Regions from separate parts of the Homo sapiens genome. Here region 2 is linked to region 1. Evidence: read pairs that join two places in POLR2A ChIA-PET (ENCODE). Cell type or tissue: GM12878. All regions are shown on one strand. Links, peaks and the distances in the headings refer to the core of each region. The heading gives the core; the rest is flanking DNA. Region 1 overlaps XIAP (X-linked inhibitor of apoptosis). Region 2 has its middle 110 kb from the start of TEX13D.

Evidence for each region. Peaks named below come from ENCODE experiments on the same cell type or tissue, not always from the same donor. Only the 100,000 strongest peaks of a DNase experiment are listed, where the experiment ranks them.
Region 2: POLR2A ChIA-PET joins it to region 1 with 11 read pairs; 1 of 35 experiments calls an interaction of 5 or more read pairs at or near these places.

Annotation. Positions count from the first base shown.
Region 1 is chrX:123,876,286-123,888,852 of GRCh38, forward strand. XIAP (X-linked inhibitor of apoptosis) reads left to right here. Exons shown (of 7, transcript NM_001167.4): 2 at 9,346-10,254; 3 at 12,334-12,433. The coding sequence starts at 9,378. It also overlaps the pseudogene PARD6BP1. Among named protein-coding and RNA genes, the nearest start is that of XIAP, 23 kb to the left of the region's middle. In GM12878, for the core only: no CTCF peak of the experiment used is centred there; no DNase peak of the experiment used is centred there; H3K27ac peaks cover 118 bases.
Region 2 is chrX:124,211,393-124,223,959 of GRCh38, forward strand. No RefSeq gene overlaps it. Among named protein-coding and RNA genes, the nearest start is that of TEX13D, 110 kb to the right of the region's middle. RefSeq lists an enhancer at 5,585-7,345. In GM12878, for the core only: no CTCF peak of the experiment used is centred there; no DNase peak of the experiment used is centred there; H3K27ac peaks cover 368 bases.

The DNA of each region.
Region 1 (12,567 bases), core at 2,849-6,848:
ATAGATTAAATGGAGGTAGTGACAGGACACTGCCCTGTTTGAGGCCATCTATTATTGGTGTGAAAAGCAAACATTACATAAGTAGGTTTAGATAGAAGGTCATTCACTCCAGCATTGTTCATAATAGTAAAAAACTAGTCAAACACAGTGGTTCACGCCTATAATCACAACACTTTGGGAGGCCAAGTCAGGAGTATAGCTTGAGTCCAGGAATTCCAGACCAGCCTGTACAGCATAGAGAAACCACATCTCTAAGAAAACTTTTTAAAATTAGCAGGGCATGGTGGCATGTGGCTATAGTCCCAGCTACTCAGGAGGCTGAGGTGGGAGGATTGCTTCAGCCCAGGAGGTCGAGGTTACAGTGAGCTATGATCACACTACTGCACTCCAACTCGGGCAACAGAGCAAGGCCTTGTCTTTTAAATAAATAAATAAATAAATAAAAAGGAAAATAATATGAGTAAACTCTACCCATCAGTGGTAAATACCACATATTTCTATCAATGTTAGGCAGTCTTCCTAGAATAATCCCATTAAAGAAAATCCAAAATCGTTGTATGAAAAAATACACAGGTTTGTTCCATGTGTAAAAATCTTTTAATCTTGGTACATTTTTTATCAAAAACATTCACACTACTTGAATACATTAAAAGAGTACAAAAGCATTCCAATGTACATATGGACACACAAAACACAGGGAATGCTTTCTAGTGAAATTAGGAGTAAATACAAGAATGTTAAAGGAGAGAGTCTCATATTACCAGAGTCAGTGAATTAATTGCCTTTTTTTTTTTTTTTGAGACAGAGTTTTGCTCTGTCACCCAGGCTGGAGTACAGTGGCATGATCTGGGCTCACTGCAACCCCCGCCTTCTGGGTTCAAGTAATTCTCATATCTCAGCCTCCTGAGTAACTGGGATTATAGGCATGCACCACCACGCCTGACTACTTTTTGTATTTTTAGTAGAGATGGGGTTTTCGCCATGTTGGCCAGGCTGGTTTCAAACTCCTGACCTCAAGTGATCCGCCTGCCTCGGCCTCCCAAAGTGCTGGGATTACAGGCATGAGCCACCACGCCCGGCCATTAACTGCTTTTTACAACACAAACTATACCTGTTTGGAATTAGTTTTTAAATATATAAGCTACAGGATGTACAAACACCAATGTGAACAACTGTCAGAGAATTTTGTAATTCAGGAACATAGCTTCAAGTGCTTCATAACATGGAAAGCAACTCCTAAAAATAGTAATTGGCTTAATTTCTTAAAAGCATTCCAGAAAGTGATTTGTTACAATTAGCAACAGAAGAACAACATTAGAAATAAGAATACTGGGAACATAAGAACTGAGGTCCTCCAGTACCAAGAGATAGAATCAAACTTTTTCTCATTAGAATTTAAAGAATATAGCCACGCACGGTGGCTCACACCTGTAATGCCAACACTTTGGGAGGCTGAGGCGGGTGGATCACGAGGTCAGGAGGTCGAGACCATCCTGGCTAACACGGTGAAACCCCGTCTCTACTAAAAATACAAAAAAATTAGCCGGGCGTGGTGGCGGGCGCCTGTAGTCCCAGCTACTCGGGTGACTGAGGCAGAAGAATGGCGTGAACCCGGGAGGCGGAGCTTGCAGTGAGCCGAGATCGCGCCACTGCACTCCAGCCTGGGAGCGAGACTCCGTCTCAAAGAAAAAAAAAAAAAAAGAATTTAAAGAATATAGTTAAAGGAAAAATTCACTGGGCTCTGTGAAACAGGTTAAATATGTAACCACTTCAAACAGAAATGACTTAGTCCTCTCACCTAGTTCTGAAAATGTACTAACATCCCATTTTCCATATCAAAAGCACGTAATTTCATTAGCAAAAGCCTCTTTGTTTTAGACTTAAAATCACCTCTGATCCACCAAAGTTTATGCAGTTACCAAACTACTATTTTAATAACATTTTGACAGCTTTATTAAGATAAAATTTATATACCATAAGATCCATTTAAAGTATATAGTTCAGTGGCTTTTAGTATATGCAGAGTTGTGCAACTATCACCACAATCTAATTTTAGAACATTTTCATTACTCCAGAAACAACCCCAGTAACCATTTGTAGTCACTTCCTATTTCCCCCTCCCCAGCCCTAGGCAACCACTAATCTACTTTCTGTTTCTATTTATTTTAATAACATTTCAAACTTGTAATATTATTGTTCTCATGCTTATTCTGGGTCGTTGGCTCAGAGGTTTAAAAGCTCTTAAACTACCCAAATTTACAAGTCCTATGACATCCTCATTCAGAAAACATTCAAATGATGGTTTCATAATGTTATGATAGTTCCATCTTCTAAGAGTTTTTGATCTGGAGCATATGTTTCAAATTCTATGTTTGTACTACTGCTAAATTCACTTAATTAGAAGAAGTAAAATCATTCTATCGAGACTCAAGAATGAGTTTGTTCTGTTTATGTTAACGATTCCAGGCTTTTGATGGTAGGAATGGCTTTAGCAGTCTTCTGTGGCACACCATTATCTTAAATAATATTGTCACCTTCCCCACTGTCTTCATCCTTTGGCTCAAAGTTTGGTTCAATCTGCTGTGGTTAGGCAAGAAGGCTATTATCAGCAGATTGGCTGGAGCTACCAGAAGTCTGACTGTTCCCAGTAACATTATTCTCCTGGTTGCTGGTCTCACTGTTAGGATGAGGTGGCTGCTGTTTGCACTCATCATGTCTGTTTACTTGATTGAGATGCTTCCCTGAAACTTATGTACCATCAACTTCTAAAAACTTCATCATTAACAGTTCATAGTTCTGTGCTGTGAGCCAGGCCTGGAACAAGCCAGGATATAAAAGATCCCTGGGATGCTCTCTAAGCCATGTGGTGTCTCCCTTAGGCTAGAACCATCCTGGATATAGAGTCCTAGGGGATGCTTAGTTCCTGGGAGAACATCCACATCTATGATTGAAGACACGGGTCTGAAGTCTTAGGGCATAGCAGTGACTGGATATAGCCTTTTTCTGTGGTTGACAAAACCACAGAAAGAGTTTTTTTTTTTTTTTTTTTTTGAGATGGAGTCACTCTGTCACCCAGGCTGGAGTGTGGTGGCACAATCTCGGCTCACTGCAAGCTCCACCTCCTAGGTTCACGCCATTCCCCTGCCTCAGCCTCCCGAGTAGCTGGGACTACAGGCGCCCGCCACCATCCCAGCTAATTTTTTGAATGTTCAGTAGAGACGGGGTTTCACCGTGTTAGCTAGGATGATCTCTATCTCCTGACCTCGTGATCCGCCTGCCTTGGCCTCCCAAAGTGCTAGGATTACAGGCGTGAGCCACCGCGCCTGGCCAGAAAGAGAGGTTTTAAGTGACAATATTATTAAAGACATTCTGGAGAAAAAGATCACCTATAATCCCGTCACCTTAACATTTTCTCGATTTATTTAATATTACTTTCCGAGTCTTGTCTATAAGTATACATTTTCATACAGTGGTAATCTGGCGTGCATTCTACCTTATATCCTTTTCCCCATTAAAATAACCTTTATTCTACGTATTTGAAAACCTTGGCTGGGCTCAGTGGCTCACGCCTGTAATCCCAGCACTTTGGGAGGCCGAGGCGGGCGGATCACGAGGTCAGGAGATCGAGACCATCCTGGCTAACACAGTGAAACCCCGTCTTTACTAAAAATACAAAAAATTAGCTGGGTGTGGTGGCACGTGCCTGTAGTCCCAGCTACTTGGGAGGCTGAGACAGGAGACTCCCTTGAACCCGGGAGGCGGAGGTTGCAGTGAGCCGAGATTGCGCCACTGCACTCCAGCCTGGGCGACAGAGCAAGACTCCGTCTCAAAAAAGAAAACCTTAAGGCTGGGCGCGGTGGCTCATGCCTATAATCCCAGCACTTTGGGAGGCCGAGGCGGGCGGATCACCTGAGGTCAGGAGTTCAAGACCAGCCTGGCCAACATAGAGGAACCCTGTCTCTACTAAAAATACAAAATTGCCGGGTGTGGTGGTGGGTGCCTGTAATCCCAGCCACTCAGGAGGCTGAGGTGGGAGAATCACTTGAGCTCAAGAGGCGGAGGTTGTGGTGAACCGAGGTCGTGCCATTGCACTCCAGCCTGGGCAACAAGAGTGAAACTCTGTCTCAAAAAAAAAAAAGAAAGAAAACCCTAATAAAAAAAAAAAAAGCAGCCTGGCACAGTGGTTCACACCTGTTATCCCAGCACTTTGGGAGTTCGAGGCAGGTGGATCACCTGAGATCAGCAGTTCAATTCCAGCCTGGCCAACATGTTGAAACCCCATCTCTTCTAAAAATAAAAAAATTAGCCAGGCGTGGTGGCGGGCGCCTGTAATCCCAGCTACTTGGGAGGCTGAGACAGGAGAATGGCTTGGACCTGGGAGGCGGAGGTTGCAGTGAGTTGAGATCACGCCATTTCACTCCAGCCTGGGCCATAAGAGCAAAACTCTGTTTCAAAAAAAAAAAAAAAAAAAGGGAGAAATAGAAACTTTTGTGTCGTATACAGACACCAGGGTTTTGTATGTGCCTTTGTCTCTGTATCCCCCACCTCCACATTCCCACATTCTCGCTAGATTAGCTGTCAACCTCCTCTCCTTGGCACCTCCTGGTGGCTCTCTTTACGCAGTTGACTGGACTAAATGTATGTACATACATGTATACTGTAAAACCTTACATATCACCATTGTAGAATCTCCCAAACCCTTCATTTAAACATGCACCATTGCTTGCTGGTCCTTTTTGTCCCATTTTTTGCTTCCATAGTGCTATTTTCCCAACTACTGTTACCCTTAAGATTCCTGACTTCCCAGCCCCTTTATACCAAAAGCTTTCTTTGACATTTTTCTCTTTCCGTGCCTTCCTGCCTTTCCACTTACCCAGTACAAAGCCTGAAGATGCTTTCACAGAGAAGCCTTAAATTATCCCAGCATACTTTATTGCACCCACACCTTTTCACTTCAAAAACCTTTTTGTCACCCTTGTCTAATATTCATACCCTATTTTCTTCTATATTCTCAATTCATCTGCTCCATATATACTTGTTTTCTGTGGTATCATTTTCCCCACCTCCATTTCACTTAGATCCTATATTTTTTTACCCTATCTTACCCTTTTTGTTTGGTGCCTTCCTCCAAACCCAAGGTTTCTGTCTTTCATCAGTCATCCTTCCACCTTTCACTCTTAAACTCTGGTAATTCTGGTTTTCCTCCTTCTCAAAAAGCTCACACTCTGCTAATGTGTATATATTGTTCACTTGAGTGCTTCTAAATAAATATTTACTTTTCAAAACAGTGAAATCTGAACTATTAGCATGGAAACAACCTCTGGGAAGATAAGATCTCCACTCAAAAGCTTCAAATTGAGATTCTCCTGCTCATGTTGAATGATGGTTTTATCTAATATTTTCTGAAATAGGGTGACTACTTGAACTACACAAAATTGTGAAATGAGAATATCTTTGATTTTATACTTCTATTTTTTTTTTTTTTTTTGAGACAGAGTCTCACTCTATCACCCAGGCTGGAGTGCAGTGGCAGTCTTGGCTCATTGCACCCTCCACCTCCCAGGTTCAGGTGATTCTCGTCCCTTGGCCTCCCAAGTAGCTGGGATTATAGGCATGTGCCACCACACCCGGCTAATTTTTGTAGTTTTTGGTAGAGATGGGGTTTCACCATGTTGGCCAGGCTGGTCTTGAACTCCTGACCTCAAGTGATCCACCCACCTCAGCCTCCCAAAGTGTTGGGATTACAGGCGTGAGCCACTGTGCCTGGCCACTTACATCTATTTTGATTGACTTGAAATAAAATTTAACACCTCAGGGAAGGCAATTCTCATGTGTTTTGAATTATACTGAGCATTAATTCTTCAGGATAATTATAGACTTGGAAAGGTTTAACCCAGTCTCCCAGTCCATGCTGAAGTTCCTTTAAGTGATAGGAGGAACTCATAATCTACAAGGCAACCCAATCCATTTGGTGCTACCATCGATTGTTATAAAGCCCATCCTTGGGTTAAAATCTACTATTTACAGTTGTATTTAATGACCTTAATTCTGCCCTCAAGCTATATAAAATTTGGATCTGTTTTCTACATGATAATCTTTTAGATATCTTAAGGTAGTTAGTCTATCCTCTCTACCCTTCCCCTCACAGTTTTTCCACCCTTTGAGATAAATATCCTTCGCTATTCCAACTATTTCTCATATGGTATCATTTTTATCATCCCGATTGCTCCCTAAGGATGTTAAACTTTGTTAATGTCCCTTCCAAAATGTATTTGGAACTGGAAATAATATCCCTTGGTAGCTGAATTGGATCTGGATGTTGCACATCTGGACACTAATGCAGTCTGAAGTTGCTGTAAGTTTTTTAGTCGACTTGTAATGTTGGCTTATGATGAATTTGTAATTAAATAAAATCCCAAGGTTTTAATCTGGAGGATTGCCTTTAAGTGATTTCTTCTTAAACTAAGTCTCAATCTTCTTTTAGTTATGCAACAGATTTTTTTTGTTTGTTTTTTGAGACGCTCGCTCTGTCGCCCAGGCTGGGGTGCAGTGGCACGATCTCAGCTCACTGCAACCTCCACTTCCTGGGTTCAAGCAATTCTCCTGCCTCAGCCTCCCAAGTAGCTGGGATTACAGGCATCCGCCATCATGCCTGGCTAATTTTCTTTCTTTCTTTTTTATTTTTTTTTAGTAGAGACGGGGTTTCTCCATTTTGGTCAGGCTGGTCTCGAACTCCTGACCTCAGGTGACCCACCCTCCTCAGCCTCCCAGAGTGCTGGGATTACAGGCGTGAGCCATCACGCCCGGCCTTTTTTGAGATGGAGCCTCGCTCTGTCGCCCAGGATGGAGTGCAGTGGCATGATCTTGGCTCACTGCAACCTCCGCTCCCCGGGTTCAAGGCATTCTTCTGTTTCAGCCTTCCGAGTAGCTGGGATTACAGGTACCTGCCACCACGCCTGGCTAATTTTTGTATTTTTAGTAGAGGTGGGGGTTTCACCATGTTGGTCAGGCTGGTCTCGAACTCCTGACCTCAAGTTATCCGGCCACCTTGGCCTCCCAAAGTGCTGAGATTACAGGCATGAGTCACCGTGTCCGGCCTATGCACCAGATATTTTTTAAAAACCAGATGTAAGACTTTATACTTATCCCTATTAAATTTTATCTCATTAGCCTATCAGGTAGCCTTGGTTTTTTTCTTTTCTTTTCTTTTCTTTTTTTTTTTTTTTTTGAGACAGAGTTTCACTCTTGTTGCCCAGGCTGGAGTGCAGTGGCGCGATCTCAGCTCACTGCAACCTCTGCCTCCCGGGTTCAAGCGATTCTCCTGCCTCAGTCTCCCAAGTAGCTGGGATTACAGGCATGCTCCACCACGCCCAGCTAATTTTGTGTTTTTAGTAGAGACAGGGTTTCTCCCTGTTGGTCAGGCCGGTCTCAAACTCCCGACCTCAGGTGATTTGCCCACCTCGGCCTCCCAAAGTGCTGGGATTACAGGTGTGAACCACCATGCCCGGCTGTTTTTTTTAAGACTAGTCAAGTGCAGAGTGAGAAGGGGGGAAAGAGTAGAACAAGGAGTTTGATCAGCCTTGGTTTCTTTGAATCTTGATTTTTGTCATCCAGTTTATTGTGCTGATTCAACAAAGGGCCTTGAAGCTAATGTTGGAATGTTTTCAGACATATAGGAAATGATAATTCATCAAAAGTCATGGAGACTATATTCCAAAAGTTTTATGCAGATATAACTCAGCTGTTGAGGTATATGAGTTAATACCACTATAAATTGACATGGCCAGGAAAGACTGAAGTCCATTGCCAGCTTGCTTTGTGTTGAACATTACTCCAAAAGAGATTAAATTTTAAGGCATATTGTGTCAACATAAAGGCAAAAGAGCTGGCTAATTCTTCTCAAGAAATCAATTAATGGCAGGGCGCGGTGGCTCACGCCTGTAATCCCAGCATTTTGGAAGGCCGAGGCGGGCAGATCACCTGAGGTCAGGAGTTCAAGACCAGCCTGACCAACCTGGAGAAACCCCGTCTCTACTAAAAAATACAAAATTAGCCGGGCATGGTGGCGCATGCCTGTAATCCCAGCTACTTGAGAGGCTGAGGCAGGATAATTGCTTGAACCTGGGAGGCGGAGGTCGCATGAACCAGTATCACACCATTGCACTCCAGCCTGGGCAGCAAGAGCAAAACTCCATCTCAAAAAAAAAAAAAATCAATTAATGCACGCATAATATAGAGACAGAGTCATTGTTACCATTCTCTTATTTTGCCTTTGACAAGTTTATATTGAGCATGTTATCAGGCAATGTGGGAGATTCTGGAGAACCAGGTTTGCCTCATAACTAGGGTTACCATATACTCTAGTTTGCCTGGGGCAACCCTGATTTATGCCTGTTGTCCCAGTGTGATTATTACTAGTGTAATTTTTCACTTTGAGAAGTGTCCAGGTTTGGAGGATAAATTATCTTTCTAATAATTGATACCCTTCTCATAACCTAACGGGTTCCTTTTAGTATTTTATCTGGGTTAAAATTACCAGCTGTAATTTGGCAGCTCTAATAAGACTGCAGCAATACTTATCTTCCATTTGAACAGATTGTTACTTGACCAAGGGAAGTTAATAGCAAAAGTAACTGCAGGGCACATGTATGTCATGGGCAAAAAAAAAAAAGTAACAGCAATTAAGGTTTGCAGGTACTTAGAATTTTTCCTGAGCCACCCTCTAGAGGGCAGTGTTACATATATATCTGTAATTATCCAGTTACAACAAAAAAAGGGCTCTCATTCATGCATGAAAATCAGAAATATTTCATACTCTTAAAGAACACATTGGAACCAATATTATGATTAAAACATATTTTGCTAAGCAAAGAGATATTAAAAATTAATTCATTAACATTCTGAACATTTTTTAACTTGTAAAAACAACTTTGATGCCTTGAATATATAATGATTCATTATAACAATTATGCATAGATTTTAATAATCTGCATATTTTATGCTTTCATGTTTTTCCTAATTAATGATTTGACATGGTTAATAATTATAATATATTCTGCATCACAGTTTACATATTTATGTAAAATAAGCATTTAAAAATTATTAGTTTTATTCTGCCTGCTTAAATATTACTTTCCTCAAAAAGAGAAAACAAAAATGCTAGATTTTACTTTATGACTTGAATGATGTGGTAATGTCGAACTCTAGTATTTAGAATTAGAATGTTTCTTAGCGGTCGTGTAGTTATTTTTATGTCATAAGTGGATAATTTGTTAGCTCCTATAACAAAAGTCTGTTGCTTGTGTTTCACATTTTGGATTTCCTAATATAATGTTCTCTTTTTAGAAAAGGTGGACAAGTCCTATTTTCAAGAGAAGATGACTTTTAACAGTTTTGAAGGATCTAAAACTTGTGTACCTGCAGACATCAATAAGGAAGAAGAATTTGTAGAAGAGTTTAATAGATTAAAAACTTTTGCTAATTTTCCAAGTGGTAGTCCTGTTTCAGCATCAACACTGGCACGAGCAGGGTTTCTTTATACTGGTGAAGGAGATACCGTGCGGTGCTTTAGTTGTCATGCAGCTGTAGATAGATGGCAATATGGAGACTCAGCAGTTGGAAGACACAGGAAAGTATCCCCAAATTGCAGATTTATCAACGGCTTTTATCTTGAAAATAGTGCCACGCAGTCTACAAATTCTGGTATCCAGAATGGTCAGTACAAAGTTGAAAACTATCTGGGAAGCAGAGATCATTTTGCCTTAGACAGGCCATCTGAGACACATGCAGACTATCTTTTGAGAACTGGGCAGGTTGTAGATATATCAGACACCATATACCCGAGGAACCCTGCCATGTATAGTGAAGAAGCTAGATTAAAGTCCTTTCAGAACTGGCCAGACTATGCTCACCTAACCCCAAGAGAGTTAGCAAGTGCTGGACTCTACTACACAGGTATTGGTGACCAAGTGCAGTGCTTTTGTTGTGGTGGAAAACTGAAAAATTGGGAACCTTGTGATCGTGCCTGGTCAGAACACAGGCGACACTTTCCTAATTGCTTCTTTGTTTTGGGCCGGAATCTTAATATTCGAAGTGAATCTGATGCTGTGAGTTCTGATAGGAATTTCCCAAATTCAACAAATCTTCCAAGAAATCCATCCATGGCAGATTATGAAGCACGGATCTTTACTTTTGGGACATGGATATACTCAGTTAACAAGGAGCAGCTTGCAAGAGCTGGATTTTATGCTTTAGGTAAACTTTATTATAAAACCAATAAATAGCTTCCCAAGTATGCCAGGGCTCATAAAAAGTAAATAGATGCCCTTAGCCCCCTGAACTGGTAAATATTTAGGTATAACTTGGCATGATTATATATATATCTGTATTATTCCGTGAACTCTTATGTTGAACCTGTAATGTAACTACTGAATTTATGTGAAAAAGACTACCATATTATGAGTCATGCTTCTCTTCATGTAATTGTTTTTAGGAAGTAGATAACTTGCAAAAGATGGTAGACATCCCCAATAGCAAAATGGGTCTAATAGTAATATTAACCATCATTTATTGAGCACTTACTATAAGTGCTCAATACATATACTTCATGCATTTTCTCTAAGCTTCACAATAGCTTTGTTTGTTTGTTTTTGAGACAGAGTTTCGCTCTTGTTATCCAGGCTGGAGTGCAATGGCGTGATTTAGGCTCACCACAACCTCCACCTCCCGGGTTCAAGCGATTCTCCTGCCTCAGCCTCCTGAGTAGCTGGGATTACAGGCATGTGCCACCACGCCCGGCTAATTTTGTATTTTTAGTAGACACAGGGTCTCTCCCTGTTGGTCAGGCTGGTCTCAAACTCCTGACCTCAGGTGATCCACCCGCCTCGGCCTCCCAAAGTGCTGGGATTACAGGTGCATGCACCATGCCTGGCTAATTTTTGTACTTTTAGTAGAGACAGGGTTTCACCATGGCCAGGCTGGTCTCGAACTCCTGACCTTGTGATCCGCCCGCCTTGGCCTCCCAAAGTGCTGGGATTACAGGCATGAGCCACTGCGCCGGCCATATGAGTACTTTCAAATGGACTGTGGTAGACATTTCAGGAAGGGCCATTGGAGTGATTGCTTCTAAAGATATTTTAAAAAGTTATACCATTATATATTTGACCCATTTATTTTAAGATTGAATAATGCCTATAAAATATTGGTTATTTCGAAAGATTTTATTTATGTACCATCATATAGTAATCTTGAAGGTTTGTTTAGTGTCATGTAGCTATAAACTTAGAGAAACTTACAATTTCATTATGTAGAACTTTAATGTTACTAATACTTGAAACATAACTTGTTTTAAAATTTCACAGTTTGAAACAGTAAGGACAATATTGGTGGCCCAAATAACATACTAAAAAGAAAGTATGGCCGGGCGCGGTGGCTCCCGCCTATAATCCCAGCACTTTGGGAGGCTGAGGTGGGTGGATCACCTGAAGTCAGGAGTTCAAGACCAGCCTGGCCAACATGGTGAAACCCCGTCTCTACTAAAAATACAAAAATTAGCTGGGCGTGATGGCATGCGCCTGTAGTCCCAGCTACTTGGGAGACTGAGGCAGGAGAATCACTTGAACCCAGAAGGCAGAGGTTGCAGTGAGCCGTGATCGCGCCATTGCACTCCAGCCTGGGCAACAAGAGTAAAACTCCATCTCAGAAAAAAATAATAATAATTAATAAATAAATAAATAAATAAATAAATAAATAAATGAAAATAAAGTATGCCAGGTACAGTGGCTTACGCCTGTAATCCCAACACTTTGGAAGGCCGAGGCGGGTGGATCACTTGAGGTCAGGAGTTCAAGATCAGGCTGGCCAACATGGTGAAACCCCATCTCTACCAAAGATATAAAAAATTAGCCGGGTGTGGTGGCGCATGCCTGTAATCCCAGCTACTTGAGAGGCTGAGGCAGGAGAATCGCTTGAACTCAGGAGGCAAAGGTTGCAGTGAACCAAGACTGCGCCATTGCACTCCGGTCTGGGGAACAGAGCCAGACTCAGTCTCAAAAAAAGAAAGAAAGTAACAATTTTAGTTTTTAACATAAAACTTGGGCAGTTTTATTTTTGTCTTCTATAAAAATACCTCACATTGAATCAGTGAATTTAGTGTGTATTTCTTCCTCAAAGGATAAAAATCATATCTGTTACTTAGATGTGAATTTGAATGTCTTGTTTTAAGCTGTGAGATTTTCATGTTTTTTAGATGTGCTTAATTTTTAGGTGTTAAATGAATATTTTTGTGTAAGCTTCTAATTGCACAAATACATATATTCCTGTGTGTTTTCGTAGGTGAAGGTGATAAAGTAAAGTGCTTTCACTGTGGAGGAGGGCTAACTGATTGGAAGCCCAGTGAAGACCCTTGGGAACAACATGCTAAATGGTATCCAGGGTAAGATATTTAATTGTTCATTGTACAGGCAAGTTGGATAGCATGCAGTGGGAGACTTGAATTACTTTTTACCTCAACTATTTTTGCCTTCACTATGGCTTGAAATTCATGCTAGGTTTATAAAAATGAGCAAG
Region 2 (12,567 bases), core at 3,334-7,333, 340 kb after region 1:
CTAGAGAACAGACAAAACTAGAGAACAGGTGTTAATTACATACAGGTAAGACATAAGTGATCTGTGCAGTCATTGATGACCCTGGCCCTTTCTTCCGTGACTTCTGCTACTCATTAGTATCTCCACCAGAGGGCAGACAGTAAAAGAGAAAGGAAAGGAGAGGAAAGGACATGAGGCTCTTGCAACCCAGCAAAGAACTTGAAACTCTTTAAGCCCATCTCTGAATTCATTCTGAGGTCCTGATGGATCTAGTTTATTTGAATGACAGTATTAGCTCTGATAGGGAACTGGGTCCCAATCATGACTCAGCCACTTCAGGTAGTCAAGAACTATTTACTGAGTGTCTGGTATATGTGAGGCACTGTTCTGGACACGGGATACAGTACAGACAAAAATGTTAGTTTGTGGAACTCGCAGTCTAGTGTTGTATTATAATCCCCATGAGCCTCAGTTTCTTTATCTGTACCATGGGGACAATAACACTGGAGTTTCTGTGAGCATTTAAATGAGATACTTAAGCACCTAACAAAGTTTATTATATTTTAATTTATACCTTGTACAGTTTTATATAGCGCCTATACAATTTTTAAATTTTATACTTTACAGTCCATACACAGTTTTATATTATTTATTATAATTTATAGTCTGTACATAGTCTATGTAGTGTCTATAAAGTTTTGAATTCTATTTGACATCATTCCATAAACACTTTTCTATGAGTGATTCTACTTAGTATTTTAATGGTTATACAACATTTCATCGTGTTGATTTGTCATAACACTTCAACACTGCTCTATTCTATTAGATACTTGGTCATAGAAAGTTCTCAGTAATTATTTGTTGAAAAAAATGCATGAACATCACATACTTATATTACTTGCATCTTTTCAACATTATAAATAACACTTTATTTTCTGAATAATGTTTCTGGTAACTACTCTAAAAGTAGGATTATTGTATCAAAATGCATGACACAAGGCATGAATAGTTTCATGATCCTCAATATATATTACCATCATGCTGCTGTAAAGACTGGTACTAATTTAAAACTAATAACTACATTGGGGTTTAATTTGTATTATTTAATTATTAATATTGTTGAATTTCTTTTGTATAGTTACTTACTATTTGAATATCCATGTAGTCAAACTTATCTGTTTGTGGACCAGGACAATCTCGAGAGAAGACAGGGCAGGCCTTCTATGTAAGATGTTAGCTACAAGAGCACAAATAACCACCTGAGCCATAAGGGCATCAGGAGCAGAAAATGAGGTGACAGAAGGAAGAGCCATGCAGAAAATAAAAGGGAAGGGCATAAGAGACAGATGTTACAGTTTTGCCAAACTTACAGATGATAGATAAAGACTATTACCACAAAGGAGAACCTTTTTGTTACATCATATCGAGGGTGGGGCTGTTTTGTGCAATGAGCACCTGCAATGTTGCAAGTGAAGTTGGTGAACCCTGGTATCTTGGTTGGAGTTGAGAGTGCTGATGTAGCACTAGGCATGGAAACGTTGATGAATTAGTATGAATTGGGGCCTGGTTTGCAATGTGATTTGCATATCTGTGGTTTGGGGTTATGCATGCCGTATATTTACCCCTTTGCCCTGAAGAATAAAATTGGTTGAGTAGTTGAAATTAAGCAATGAGTCTTTGATCTGAAATGGTTTGGTAAAATAAGCAATTGTGTGGTTTTAAAAAATACTGCATATTGAAATATTTTCAAACCTACAGAGAAGTTACAAATGCAGTGCAAATAACTTCCATATCTGTTTCACCTAGATTCTTGTTAACATTTTACTGCATTTGCTCCCTCTTTCTCATATATATATAAACATTATTACATATATAAATAATATATAAACATTATTATATTAATGTGTATATATATATACACATTAGTCTTTTTCTGAACCACTTGAGAGTAAGCTGAAGACATGATGTTCTATGATCCTTAAATATTCCAGTGTGTCTTTCCCCTAGCAAGTCCACTCTCCTAACCTACCAGCATACAGCTCTCCAGGTCAGGAAATCCACAGTGGTACAACACTACCACTCAATCTGCAGACCCAATTAAAACTTTGCCAACTGTCCCAACAATGTCTCCTTTTCCTTTCTGGTCCATGATTCCATCCAGGAACACTTAGTTACCAGCAATTAGTTGTCATCAGTGTCCATCTAGTATTTAGTTGTCGTATCTCTTCAGGCTCCTTCAATCGGAGAGAGTTCCATAGATTTTTCCTGTCTTTCATGTCCTCAACAGTTTTAGCAACTACTGATTTTACATTTTGTAGGATGAGCCACGTTTCCTTATGACTAGACTCAGGCCACATTTTCTTGGCAGGAATACCCTAGAAATGATGCTGTGTTCTTCTTGGTGCATTGCATCAGAGAGCACACAATGCCAACCTATCCTGTCACTGGTAGTGTTAACTCTAATCACGGGGTATATTGGTGTCTGCAGGTTTCTCTAGCATAACAATGTCCCTTTTTTTTCTCTTTGTAATTGATCAGTATTTTGTGGGGAGATATTCCCAGATTATGCCAACATCCTGTTTCTCATCGATCTTCTACCCACCACCCTTAACTGCCTGAATCAACCAGGCAGTTAATTCAGTTATGTTATGGTGGCCAAATATTGATTCTCATTCCCATCAATCTTTCTACACTTATTAGTTGGCATTCTACTGTATGGAACAGAAGGGCTTCTCCTCTGTTCCAGTTATCTATTGCTGTACATCAAGCTAGACCCAAATTTACTGGCTTAAAACAACAAGAATTTAGCTCATGAATCTGCAATCTAGGCAAGGTGATATTTTAGCTGGGGCAGTCAGCTGGGGTTAGAGGATCCAGTTCCAAGGTGGTTCATCACTCACATGACTGACTAGTTGTTGCTGTCTTTTGACTGGGACCTCAGCTGAGGCTGCCAGCCAGAACCCTCACATGAGGCCTTGCTATGTAGCTGCTTGATTTCATCCCAGCATTGGGGTTGAGATTTAACAGCAAGTATCCCAAGAGAGCAAGGTGGAAGTGCATGGCCTTTTTCTAATACAACCTCAGAAGTCACACAGCTTTCATTTCCATTGTATTCTGTTGGTTGAGGCAGTCATAAATATCCATCTAGGGTCAATGGATGGGGACATAGCTCTTACCACTTGATGGGAAGATTGTTAACATCACATTGTAAGAACAGCCTATAGGATAGAATATATTGTGGTGGGTATCTTTGTAGATATAGTCTGCCCTATCCTTTATTTATTTATTATTTATGTATGTATGTATGTCAATATGGACTCATGGAGTCCTATTTTGTATAATTGGTTGCGATCCATTACTATCAACGTTTATTTTGATGCTCAAATTTTCCCAGATTTGACCACTGGGAGCCCCTTTCAAGGTGGTCTCGGTGTCCTTTTGACTTGTTCCCATTATTCTTTGAGCACTTTTTCTTTAGTGGAGGGTGGTATATGAAAACTATTATCTGAGCTCTTGGTGGGCTCATTGCTGCTGGGCTATTATTGCTTGCAGGTGCTCTTAGCAGACAGGGCTGGAAAATATATGTATGTATATATTAATACATACATGTGCATATATACACATATGTACATCTATAACTATTTTTATATCTCTCTGAGTATATATATTTAAAACATGAATTTATACCCAAACCTCCAATTTCAACCCAGAATGTTAACATTCGGTCTGGTCTTCCTCCTTTCTGTTTTTAGTATCTTCTCCAACAGTGAGAAGCCTGCCACTTATCTTCAATATAATCTTCACTTATTTGCTCAATTAATGTAAACAGTCTCTAAACCACATGAGTCTACTCTCCCACCTACCACTTCAACACCCCACCACCAGTGATCTACATTCTCAAACAGGATCAGGCACATTACCAACGAACTTCCAGGTGGCATTCTGTATCGCTTCAGCATCCCATGTCTTTGGTCACCAATAGGCACTCCTCCAGCACATCTCTGCACAGCTCCCCTCCTCTCTGAAACTGGTCAAAATGTGGTACAGGGTCTTCACTTTTTGAAAATCCACACTAGCTCCTTTTTCATCTTTAAAAAATGCAAATTCGATCATGTTGTTCCCCTGCTTAAAACCCCTGAATGACTTTCTGGTCCTTAGGCTAAATCCAAAAACTATAATATGGCCTACAAAACCCTACATCATTTGACATCCTGCCTGCTTCTTCAGTATCATCTGAATTATTTCTCTGGGTTCAGTCAGTTTCCCAGAGTGGAATCTTCCAATCTTCCGCTTGGCATGTGTAACCTGGCTGTCAGTATTTTGGGAACTGAGTCAAGGATGGGGACTGGAGGTCTCAATGTTCAGAAGGCAGACTCCAACTTAATCCCAGTTTTCAACATAGCTTCTCAGTGGGCCCTCAGCTGTGCTTGGTTTAAATGTTTTCTCCCCTGCTGGGATGGAGGGAGGGATTTGGGGGCTGTTTCTTATCATCATGTTCAATCTATCATCCTGTTTTCAACTCCATACCAAAACTCCCACTTTCAGAGATAACTGGTACCCTCAAAACCTGAGCTTTTTGAGGTTTGGAGTATAAACCGCATCCTTGGGTTTTGGCTTTTTCTAATCTGCTAAACCACTCATTTAGCCATTCTCTAGTTTCCATATTTGCACATGTACACGCATGCACGCGTGTGTGCTTCTTGCTTATTATAGCCTCTCCCCCTTTTTCCTTTGTACTCACTGCATTTGGCCTTTTAATCCCCTGTTCTTTTTTTGTGGGATCTCAGGAAGGAGCTCAGATAAGTGCATGTGTTCAATTTGCCCAATTTAATTGGAAGTGAAGTTGTTTTAAATAACAAACACCTGTTTCATTTTAAAGCCAATCCCATGAACAAAAACTGGATTTCCTGGAATCATGAAATATTATAACAAAAAATGTTCATCCAGTCCATTGTTTCTTGTCTTTTTGCTACCAAGTATCTCTTTTATTATATTATATCTACCCCTCACTCCAACCCCACAATTGAAAAGATTCAGACTTCCAAACCTTAGTTTGGGAAACTTTGCTCAAGTCAATGCCCTCGTTTTACAGATGAAAAGACTGAGGCCAAGAGATAGAAGTGATTTGTTGAAGTCTAACCACTAATAAGGGGCCAAGTTAGGATGGGCACCCAAGTCTCCTACTTCCTCTTCTGCTGCTTTTCTATCTAGGATGTGAGATTTCTGACTGCCCCCAAACTGATGGGAGGGTGAGGGAAAACTTTCCTTCTGACTGTGGTTTTTCTTAGCAACATCATTACTGGCATTGAAACATTACTTCTTCTGGTGGCTAAGAGGAAAATGCTCTCCGCCACCTTGAAGGCCACAGGTGGCCAGACATTCTGGGAATCACTGGAGCTTTCTCAGGGCCACAGGGGAACCGTTTGTTTGAAATGTAATAAAGGTTCCTTTACACCAAACGTGGAGAAAAAGCTGCACTGGGAACACAACAGAATCAGCGTGAGAGGTCTTTTCTAGCCACTTAACCAGCCAATCAGCAAGGGGGCGCCTGCTGGGAACTCTTTCCTCTCCTGGAAGTTACCAGGGATACACGGGCTTGGCCCTGAAGGGGCTTCTGATCAAATTGCAGAGACCAGACAGCTTATCGAACAGCTTATAACCTCTCTAAAGGCAGGACCTTTCTTATTCTTATTTCTTGTGGGCCTCAGTGCCCCAGGCCTCCTGCTGGACACATGTTAGTTACCTATAGCTTAATTAAAGCTTCTTTGGTGCATTATTTCCTCTCCCCAAAGTGGAAATAATGAGCGAGTGCTGAGCTGATGTGACCACGTAGCCCCATTCCCCAAGGTAAAGTGACTACATACATTTTGTCTTGGAAACTCACTGCCTTCTGCAGAGTCCTTTTTCACTGGTAAAGGTTAAGTTTTGTTATTCTCCTGGATCTTTTGAAAACAATGCCTATAAATGAGGAAGCTAGCAATAAAACCCCTACTGTTTGTATAGGCTTTGTAGCTTACTGTGATCTAATTTAATCTCCTATCTTGTCTTTTTCCTCAGTGCTTTGTACACAAATGTTATTGATTCCCTCCAGAGGCAGCCATGTGTGGTAGAATAAACAGCATGAGTCTGGAGTTTTAGCACCCACCTCTTCAACGATCTGAGTGCTGTTAGGCAAGCTGCTTCCCCTCCCTAAGCCTCAATTTACCCGCATACAGAATGAGGAAAGGGTTTGGACTCCACAGAATCTGAGGCCTCTCTAGTTTCTCATTGGAGTGCAAGTGCCATTGTGTGGTTTCTGCTGTGGGCGTGGTTGTTCCAAACCAAAGGGCAGGGACAGGATGCAGTCTGCTGATCAGGGACAGAGGAAGAGAGACACAGCAGCTTTGCACATTTGTGGGTCCTTATTCCCTCTCCTTACATTTCCCAGACTGTTTAAGTTCATGATCTCAGGGCAGCGCCTGTCCGCCCCCTACCACACACATCATACTATTCAGAGTTTCTTTCCCAGGGTCTACTTTAAAGCCAGTAGATTTTCAGGGGTCTCAGATCTTCTTATTGCTTGCCCTCTTGACATCTGAGGCCTGAAAAGAATTTGGGTTGCCTGCCTAGGCAGGCTTCCGGAGGCCTCAGCCTTCTGTCTTCCGGGGCTGGGGGTAGGAGGGTGCCAGAGCACAGGCAGTCATTGTTTGGGTATTGACTCAAAGGAGAAGGAGCCACAATGCACAGGAAAAAGGATGAGCTCATGACAGCTAAATGAAAAGATTCTTATCTTGGAAACAGCGGTTTCTTATGCAGAACAAGGGGCGGCAATGTGATTGTGCCCAAGGAGTACATTCAACAACAGGGATTTCAAATGAAGAAGTTATTTTGCATACTTACGGGAGGAGCAATGGGCCAGATTGTTCATTAATTAAAGGGGGGGGGTGCTGAACCCCCTACACACACACACACACACACACACACACACACACACACACACTGCAGAACTTAAATAATTCATTCGCTTTCTCCTCTTTCTCCTCAGTCCCAGATGATCAGCTGAGAGACAAATGTTTTTTCAACTCTAGCCACCTCTGGAGAAAGGATGGGGGAGAGGATGGGGGAGGACGGGAGAAGGGATGTGGTGGGGAGGGGAGGGGTGTCACAGATAACTAGAATGGCAGTGATCTCTCAACCATTTCTATTTGGTGTTCAAATGTATTGTACGGAGCTGGTGATTTTTTGTTTCCTTTTTTTGCACCCAGGAGATTTACCTTTCTAGTTCTGTTTGATTTCACATGAAAGAAGTCTGAGCAAATCCCCACTGAAGACGAGTAGAGGAAAGGAGAGAAATGCAGAGGGTGCAGGTCAGGGAGGCCAGGAATATGTTCTTTGACCACAGTCCCTCTCTTTCCCCAACTCTGACACGTGGTCCCCTGAGGGGAAGGACTAGATCTGTGGCTGTCCTGGAAATTCCGGAATGTAGGTCACCCACTAAATGGGTAATGCCAGAAGTGGAGAGTAGAGTTGTATGTGGTTGCAGGTGGGAGGCATCAACACCGCCCACATATCTTTCCTATCAGCCAGACTGCTCTCCTTCTACCCCAGATCATCTTTTGATTTAGGAATAAGAATGGTTATCATCTATCAAGTACTTTCACATTCATTACCTCTTTTATTATCCCCTCTCACATGTGTTATACATGTGTGCCAGATACTTTCACATATATTAGCTTATTTGAGTTGCTCAGGGACCCTGGGAGATAGCTCGGTATTACTGCTCCTGTCTTAGAAATGAGGATACCGAGGCTCAGAGACACTAAGTAGGTTACCCAAGGTCACACGGCTCAGAAATAGCAAAGCTGGAATTTGAACCCACATCGGTCTTGTTATCAACATCTGTGCTCTAAACTGCTATGCAATGCTAACTCTCCTCCCTTTCCCTCATTCTTCCCTACATCCACTTTGCCCTACTGTTACCCAAAAGGCAAACTTCCCATGTAGTTGGCATTCTGGCAAGCAAAGCAAGGACGGAGGTCTTTCATGAATGTGAGACACTCCTCTCAACCATGCATACCATCATTATGGAAGGCAAATTAAGGAAGAAAAGCCTCATAGATCTCCTCTCTACCTCAGGCTCACAGATAGGATTAACTTCTTTTAAGTGAGGATTATTGAGGTATAATTTTCAAACAGTAAAATTCTCCTTTTAAAAGTGCAAATAAGTTTCAACAAACATATCCTATTATGTCACCACCAACACAATCAAGACAGGATATTTTTATTACCCCAATAAGTTCTCTTGTGCTTCTTTGTGGTCAGTCTGCTCTCTCCATACACAACCTTTGGCAGCCTCTGATCTATCTTCTATTCCAGCAGTTTTGCAGTTTCAGAATGTCATATTAATGGAATCATAGAATATATACTCTTTTAGGTCGACTTCTTTCATTTAGCATAACGCCTTTCTTCCTTCCTTCCTTTCTTCCTTCTTTCCTTCCTCTTTCTTTCTTTCTTTTCTCTTTCTTTCTTTCTTTCTTTCTTTCTTTCTTTCTTTTTCTTTCTTCTCTCTTTCTGTCTCCTTCTCTCTTTCTTTTTCTTTCTGTCTTTCTGTCTTTTCTTTCTTTCCCTTTTTCTCTCTTTCTCTCTCTCCTCTCTCTCCTTCACTCTTTCTCCCTTTCTCTCTGTCACTCCTTTTCTCTCTGTCACTTCTTTTCTCTCTTTCTCTCTCTCCTCTCTCTCCTTCACTCTTTCTCCCTTTCTCTCTGTCACTCCTTCTCTCTCTTTCTCTCTCTCTCCTTCTCTTTTTCTCTTTCTTTCTTCTTTTCTTCTCTTCTCTTTCTTTCCTTTTCTTTCTTCTTTTCTGCAGGGTCTCACTCTTGTCACCCAGGCTGGAGTGCAGTGGCAGAATCATAGCTCCCTGCAGCCTTCAACTCCTGGGCTCAAGCAATCCTCCCATCTCAGCCTCCTGAGTAGCTAGGACTACAGGCACATGGCACCATGCCCTGTTAATTAAACTTTTTTTTTTTTGGTGGAGGTAGAGTCTTGCCATGTTGCCCAGGCTGGTCTCAAACTTCTGGGCTCAAGCTATCCTCCTGCCTTAACCTCCAGTGCTTTTGAGATTCATCCATGTGTTAGTTCATTCCTTTGTATTGCCAAGTAATATTCCATTGTATGGATGTGTCACAATTTGTTTATCCATTCTCCAGCTGATGGACATTTGGGTTGTTCCCAGCTTTGAGTGATAATTAGTGAAGCTGCTATAGACATTTACTTACAGGCTTTTGTGTGAATGTGTATCTTCATTTCTTTTGGGTAAATGCCTAGACATTGGGTTACCGGGTCATATGGTAAGTGTATCTCTAGCTTTATAAAAAACTGCTAATGGGGTTCAGTACATGCTACTTCAAAATATGGCATCTTTGCATTTGAGAAAACAGCAGAAATGGGAAAGTCACTCCCATCTTCCCCCTGCCCTTTCCCTCTGAAGCAGGTCAGAAAACCTAGGAAGGAAATCCAAAGTTGTAGGCCCTCCAACTTTGTTCTTTTGAACAAAATCCTTCCTAGGTTTTCTGCTCTTCCCCTGAAATAGGTCATAGGACCTTCATGTGAGAGGTGCCTTCCCTATACTTGGAGGAAAGGAACAGCCTTATCTCTGAAGACAAAGGGACACAGAATGAAATCTGAACAAACAGAGCTTGCAAAGTTTCCCCCAGTTTGTTACCATTAGATCATACCCTTTTGTCTTTCTATCATATTTCTCCGTGATTGTCCACTCTTCATCAAACCTACTATGAAATATACTCGGGTTTAACTATTTCTTTGGGTCTTCATTTCTTGACGAAGCCTTCCTTGTCATGTACAACTTATATTAAATAAACTTGTTTGCTTTTCTCTTGTTAATCTGGCTTTTGTTACAGGGGTCTCAGCCATGAAACTAGAATTGGTAGAGAAAGAGATTATTTTTCCTCCTCTATACTGTTAAACTGTTTCCAAAGCAGCTGTACTATTATGAACTCCCACAAGCAATGCATAAAAATTCTAGTTGCTCTTCATCCTTGCTAATACTTGGATAATGTCACTCCTTTTAATTTTAGCGATTCTAATAGATGTGTATTTTATCTCAATGTAGTTTTTACTTTGCATTCTCCTAATGATGAATGATGTGAAGTGTCTTTTCATGTGCTTATTTGTCATCTGTATCTCTTCTTTGGTGAAGTGTCTATTCAAATCTTTTGCCCATTTTTTAAAAGCTTTATTGAGGTATAATAGACATATAAAAACTGCACACGTTTAATGTATACAACTTGATGAGTTTGGACATATGCATACTCTCATGATACTATCACCACAATCAAGGTAATAAACATATCCATCACCACCAAAAATTTTCTTGCATTTCCCCCCTTTTTTTGTAGTAAGAATGCTTAACATGAGATCTACCATCTTGAGTTTTTAAGTGCACAATACTGTCTTGTAAACTATAAGCACTATGTTGTACAGCAGATCTCTAGAACTTATTCATCCTTGCTGCCGATTTTTAAACTGGGTTGTTTGTTTTCTTATGATTGAGTTTTGAGAGTTAATTATATATTCTGAATACATGCCTCTTATCAGATATGTGATTTGCAAATATTTTCTTCTAGTCTGTGGCTCTCCTTTTCATTTTTCTAGTCTTATCTTTTGAAGAGTTAGTAATTTTCATGAAGTTCAATTTTCTTCTATTGTTCATGCTTTTTGGAGTCATATCTAATAGATCTTTGCCTAACTTGAGGCAAAGAGAGGCAAAGAAGCAAACTCTTGAGAACAAAGAGTTTTCTCTCATGTTTTATTCTAGAAGCTTTATAGTGTTAGATTTACACTCATGTCTATGAGCCATTTTGAGTTAATTTTGTATATGATACAAGGTAAGGGCTGAGGCTTATTTATTTATTTATTTTTTTGCATATAGATGTCAAATTGTCACAGTAACATTTGTTGAAAAAACTATCCTTTCTTCACTGAATTGCTTTTGCACCTTTGTCAAAAATCAAGTGACCACATATATATGGGTCTACTTATAGACCTCTATTCTGTTCTGTTGATCTATATATTTAGCCTTATGCCAACACCACGCTGCCTTGTTTATTGTAGATTAGTAATAAGTCTTGAAGTTAAAATGTAGGTCCTCCAACTTTGTTCTTTTGAAAAATTGCCTTGGCTCTTTTATGTCCTTTACTTTTTCCATAGAAAGTTTAGAATCAGCTTGTCATTTTCTACAAAGCAGCCTGCTGTCTTTTTGGTTGAGATTGTGTGGAATCTATAGACCAATTCGAGAAGAACTGACATTTTGACCCTATTGAGTCTCTGATCCATGAAAACAGAATGCCTCTCCAGTTTTTTTAGGTCCTCTTTATTTCATCAATGTTTTGTAGTTTCAGCATACACATCTTGCACATATTTTGTAAATTTATTCCTAAGTATTTCATATTTATTATGCTATTATAAATGGTACTGTTATTAAATTTCTGTTTCCAATTGATATGCAATTAATTTTCGTATACTGACTCTGTATCCTATGACTTTGCCAAACTCAGTTCTAGTAGCTTGTTTGTACACTCTTTGGGATTCTTTGGTTAAATGATCATGGTGTCTGTGAATAAAGACAGTTTTATTTCTTCCTTTTCAATATTTATGTCTTCTATTTCCTTTTCCTTGCTTAATTGCTCTGGTTAGAACCTCCAGTACAATGTTGAATAGAAGTGGCAAGAGAAGACATCTTGTTCCTCTTCTTAGGGGAAAAGCTTTCAGTCTTTTACCATTAAGTATGATGTTAGCTGTGGGTTTTTCATAGATGTGCTTGATCAGGTTGAGGATATTTCTTTCTATTCTTAGTTTCCTGAGAGTTTTTTTTTTTTTTAAATCGTAAATGGATCTGCATTTTATCAAAAATTTTTAATGCATCTATTGAGATCAATCCTTGGATAAACACTACTTGATCATGAGGTATTATCTGTTTTTCTGTATTGATGGATTTAATTTGCTAACATTTGGTGGGGAGATATTTTCTGTCTATGTTCATGAAGAATATTTGTCTGTAGTTTTCTTATGTCTTTGTCTGGTTTGGTATTGATTGGGTTTTGGATTGAAGTTATTTTTTAAGTAGTGGGTCTGAATTCAGGGCTGGTTTGAAGCAACAGTGCTTTATGAAGGCCAAGTTTCTCTTAGGCTTTCCTTTCTTTTGCTTTCCTTTACTCTGTTAGGCCACACTACTGACCTTTCTTCCTGCAACTGCAGATGGCGCTGGACCCTCAAATAGTCCCCCTGCTGCTCAGCGCTCTGGACTTTTATGTCTTTCTTCTTTGCTCCACTTCCAAAACAACAACACAATGCATAAAACAACAGAGACCTGCTTCCTGTGTGTGATAGTCAGCTAGTCAGATACATTGAAACTCGTGCTGAAAGACCTGCAGTCATATCCTTGTCTATGCTTAGAGTTGACCTGAGTGAGCTCCGAGGCGCCTGCATACACTGTCACCAGGGTCTGAGGGATGATGAGGGGATTACATCCGGCTTGTGAACGGGAGTACTTTCACATTGTCACCTGTACTTTGCAAAGATTTGAGAGTTCTC